Regions from separate parts of the Homo sapiens genome. Here region 2 is linked to region 1. A link is an interaction called in ENCODE POLR2A ChIA-PET data of the cell type or tissue named here. Cell type or tissue: MCF 10A. All regions are shown on one strand.

The links. Peaks named below come from ENCODE experiments on the same cell type or tissue, not always from the same donor. Only the 100,000 strongest peaks of a DNase experiment are listed, where the experiment ranks them.
Region 2: POLR2A ChIA-PET joins it to region 1 with 5 read pairs; 2 of 35 experiments call an interaction of 5 or more read pairs at or near these places.

The regions. Positions count from the first base shown.
Region 1 is chr11:129,638,415-129,640,914 of GRCh38, reverse strand. No RefSeq gene overlaps it. Among named protein-coding and RNA genes, the nearest start is that of LINC01395, 22 kb to the right of the region's middle. RefSeq lists an enhancer at 536-1,735. In MCF 10A, no CTCF peak of the experiment used is centred here; a DNase peak (open chromatin) is centred at 1,384.
Region 2 is chr11:129,041,686-129,044,185 of GRCh38, reverse strand. The region is part of intron 10 of ARHGAP32 (Rho GTPase activating protein 32); the gene reads left to right. Among named protein-coding and RNA genes, the nearest start is that of TP53AIP1, 100 kb to the right of the region's middle. In MCF 10A, no CTCF peak of the experiment used is centred here; no DNase peak of the experiment used is centred here.

The sequences.
Region 1 (2,500 bases):
TGGGAACACGGATGTTCCCAGAGACTTGGTAAAACTTGCCTGGTCCATGACTTTGGGAATACAGACATCCTCTGAGTGCGATGCTTTGTATACGTGGCCTGGAGTTTGCTTCCTGATGATGTGCTCCTTCCTGCCCAGGTAGCCTCGGTTGGGCTCCACTATCCCTGCTCCAGTACCCACTCCCAGCACTTAAGAATGTCTCCTGTCTGGCTCCAGCATGAAGGTAACAGAGAAGGAAGATCTGGATTTCCGGCAGATTAAGTGGAGGAGAGAAGAGAGGGACCGAGGAAGAAAAAAAAGGCCGTGGACAAATGAAAACTGTCTTGTGAACATAAAGTGATTGACATAGATCACATCACCTGGATTATGATGATTTAAAAGGCAGTTCACACACAGAAATCCCAGAAAGGTTTAGAGCAAAATAATGACTTTCAGAGAAGACTGTGAATTTGGATCTCTACATTCCAGTACACTTATGGGGGAAAAGAAAGTGCTTTTAACTTACAAGTATTCTGAATAGTCACTCTTTCGGAGTCTTTTTTTTTTTAATTGGAAAGTAACATTTTTCCATTAGAGGATTCAATTCTACTACTGCTGCAAAAGAATTATTTCTGGAGTCAGAATCAAATCAACCTTTATAATCAGTCTAATGAGTCAGACCCACTGATATATATTAGTGGACCTGGCTTCTGTTCTAGGTCAGGAACTGAGAGCTCCTGACACTTTGTAATAGTGTAATAGGGGATAAAATGTCAGAAATTTCAGTGAAAATGGAGGTTAAGTTGTGCATTTTAAAAGCAATTTTTAGGTATAAGGTAGTAAGTAGCTAGTACTTATGTGCCAGCAGTTCAGAAAGCAAAACCCAATGGCCAATTATTCTTTGCTTTGTACATTTGGGGACTATAAGCAGACGGACACTAAGGAGCACACATCCCTGGATTTATTTCTCAAAACATATCGCACATTCCTAATTTTCCTCACAGATCTTTTTAAAGATTACTCTCAGAATGTGCCCAAAGAGTCCCTGAACAAATGCTATTCATTTTGGTAAATATAACAAAAATCATTAGAAGATATCAGCATTTTAAATAGCGATTATAATCCGGTGGTTGACTTCTGTATTGCCCTGTTCGGTATCTATATGTTTTGTAAAGGCTTACATTGACTTGTTTACAGATATACCATTTGCATTTAGCTAATTGTGACGTCTGTGGTCATTTTCTATAAAGAGGTTGGTCTTTAAGCTGTTGGTAATGAATGTGGCTTAGTTTCTACTGGAAAATCTGATTCAGCTTACATCATTTTGACTTATAGCACCTTTGCCAGGAATGAAATCTAAGAGTGCAAGACTGCCTTGTTTTTCCCCAGGTCTGCAGAGGCCTGTTGCTTTTAATGGGTTGTGTGTAGGACACAAGGATGTGACTCATCTATCCACTTAAGAGTCATAAAACAGTAATGCAGACAGCTCAGCGTCAGTCATAACGTTCATTGTATGCACCATACTGAATGGGCATTACCATTTAGTTTTTGTTATTTTACAGGAAAGTGGGCATTGGTACCCAGTGGACAAACAAAATATTTATTAAGCTTATTGTCATCAATGTCATTAATATAACTGTTTTCAGTGAGCGTAGAACAAGTGTGTGGAGCTATTTGTTGTCAACTGAACATCCCTGCCACCCCTTCTAATGTCTCCCTGCTCCATGGAAGAGAAATCAGGACTGTAGTTGTAATTTGCAGAATTCTCTTCTCTGTGAGGTTCAGGAGAGACCATCCAGGAAGACGCACTTGTATGAGGAAGGAGGAAGGCAAGGCCAGTATTCTCCAGTGGCAGTTGTAGGCACACGCATGGAGAGATGTAAGGTTCAAAGCAGCTTTCAGATGAACTTTTGGAGAATTGCCTTTTGTGCTACGAGAGGGGATAGATGTCTAGAGCATCTCTCGACTCACAAGTTTTGCAGTTTTCCAGGTGAGCTCCTGGGAATCGTGTGCTTCAGTGCTCCAAGCAGAGTGTTAACAATGGCCTCCTTGACCTTTGCTTCCCTAACAGTTGCAGAAGCTTCACTTTCTTGTCTAAAACTATTAATATTTGGAAGACACAGAGTGGCTTCTATTTTCCTGATAAAAACGTGGCTGATATAAGAAGTAATTATTTAAAAATTAATAAAAAATTAGAAAAGGTAGAATGCATAAATCATAGATTAAAATAAACTGCCAGTGGGCTATGGTTACTATAAAAATAAGATGGTCAAAGGCTGATCAAATGGAAGAATGAATAAATAAAAGTCATTCAAATAATCAATCAATTATAGAACAATCAATTAAATATATTAAATATTAAGTTTATGTAATTATAATTTATCTATTATGTACATATTATATTTAATCTGTAAATATATATGATATATATATAACAACTAGGAATCTAGATTCGGTATCACACGATTAGTACCAAGCATGAAGTGAGCACAGCAAGCAGGAAGTAAGGCCAGGATGAAAG
Region 2 (2,500 bases), 600 kb after region 1:
ACGAAGAAACTAAAACACAAAGAGGCTAAGTTACAAACCTAATCTAGTGAGTGGCAGACTTAAGATTGAACCCAGATACTTCTTTTTTGTAGCCATGTGTTAGCTTTATATATAAAACATGATGAAAACTTGTTTAATATAAAACACTTTAATATAAAACATGATGAAAACTCAATTACAAGAGTTCGAAAGGGCAAGAAAAACCAATGAGTTTCCACTTTATTGCAAGTTTTAAAATCTGAGACTAGTTAAAAAAACTGATATGTTAATTTCAGATGAGGGTTAATTTTTTTCACCAACTAAAAATTACTATATGGGAAGATCAGTGCAACAAACAGTACAGTTTGCAAACCCAAGCCACAAACTTATTGTTAATAATCATGGTAAGAAACAGCCAAAGAGCAACTGATGCCTCAGTTAAGTTTGAAAGAAACTCTGCCTTCTGTGAAGGCAGAGAAGAAATATGCAAGCAATTCTCCTTCAAGAAATTTGCATAGAGTCAGGATGTGGTGACTCACGCCTGTAATCCCAGCACTTTGGGAGGCCAAGGTGAGTAGATCACCTGAGGTTGGGAGTTCACGACCAGCCTGACCAACATGGAGAAAACCCATCTCTACTAAAAATGCAAAAAATTAGCCGGGCATGGTGGCGCACGCGTATAATCCCAGTTACTTGGGAGGCTGAGGCAGGAGAATCGTTTGAACCTGGGAGGCGGAGGTTACAGTGAGCCGAGGTCGCGTCGTTGCACTTCAGACTGGGCAACAAGAACGAACCTCCGTTGCGCAAAAAAAAAAAAAAAAAAAAGAAAAAAAGAAATTTGCATAGAAAGAGAAAATGTTAGAGCCTTTACCACAAGTGAAATTGCAAAGCTTGAACATAATTCAACTCAATCCAGAGAGCACCAAACATCAAATTGGGGCCAAGGTAGAACTTGAACATTTAATTTCCAGCTATGTGACTTGGAGAGCACTATAATTTCAGATGTGGAAACCAGCTGCAGGTAGGCTCTTTTAGAAACATGAATTGTATACTCCATAAATTCTGAAACAAGGCAGATATTTGTACATTGTTACTTGAATTTCAGAAGGGTACCTCAAGGCATCAGGATCTTTTTCAGAGTCACTCTTGAAATAGTTGTATCTTCCCAGCCTTGGTAACCACCTTTTTACAGTTCTCTAGCCTTTGCATTGAAACACACCACTTTGTGGAATGACTTTTAACATTCTATCCGTCATGGCTTAAGATCCTGAAGCAGCTATTTCCAGGGCACCTCCCATCTCCTCGGCATGAGCAGTTTCCCAGTCACTTCTTCATCCCCCCAAGTCCTCTTCATGAGAGTCTCCAGAGCTCATAGCATCAAGGTCTCCATTGCTGGGACTCACACCGGAGACTACATCTGGAAGCTCCACTCCTCCAGCTCTCTCTGCTGGAGACCAAACTGACAGTTTATTGCAAAGACTTGTAAAAACAAAGATTATTTACAAATGCATTTTTGTATACATTTGTTTAATTTACGACCTGAGACTTTTATAATCGCTTTCCAAACCCTTTTATGGAGGGTGGAACACTTACTTGAGGCTACGCTGTTAACCATGTCCCATATCCCCTCTCATAACTGACTTGTGTAAGAAAAAAAAATGAAGATTTTTTTAAGTTGACTCTTACCTGGTTCTAATCAGTCTTGGAAGCATTTCTACTTGTTCCGTAAAATAGGAAGTTGAGTAGAATATATTAAAGAATTTCACCAGTAAAACAAATACCTAAAGCATCATTTTGGAAGGCAGTGCATAGGAATCCCAAATTCACATCTTGTGAACAAAACTGATAGTCTGATAATGATACCTCATCTCTACACAAAATAAACAAAATTAGCCAGGTGAGGTGGTGCATGCCCAGAGTCGCAGCTACTCAGGAGGCTGAGGTGCGAGAATTGTTTGAGCCTGGGGGATCGAGGCTGCAGTGAGCCTAGATTGTGCCACTGCACTCCAGCCTGGGTGACAGAATGAGACCCTGTCTCAAAAACAAAAAACAAAAAAACTGATAATCTGTTAATACCCCTTTTCAGCTCATGATAACTGGTTTATATCTTCACAATTTTAACAACTACCATAGAATATGGATCTAGAAATTGAAATAAGAATGTAGCAAATGAGTATGTGAAAATAATTTCACACAGATGGAAATTATACAGCTCAGAACTTGGTGATGAATCATACCCTTGGAAAACTATTCCATTCTTCCCCAGAGTCTGTCAACAGAGGGATACACAAAGTGATGGAGCTTTCATATTTCAGCTTTAACATCTGCTGCATGGCAGCCCATTTATATTTTTATCTAAGGAAACATCTATAAATATTGATAAAGATTTCCTCTTTGCTTTTGTTTCCAGGCTGTTTATCTCGGTATTTATCCTTTTGGCTATACAGTATCTCTGGATGATCTGGAACTCAGCATTTTCCTAATACGGCTTGTTACAATGCCAAAAGCAATGCCTGCGGTT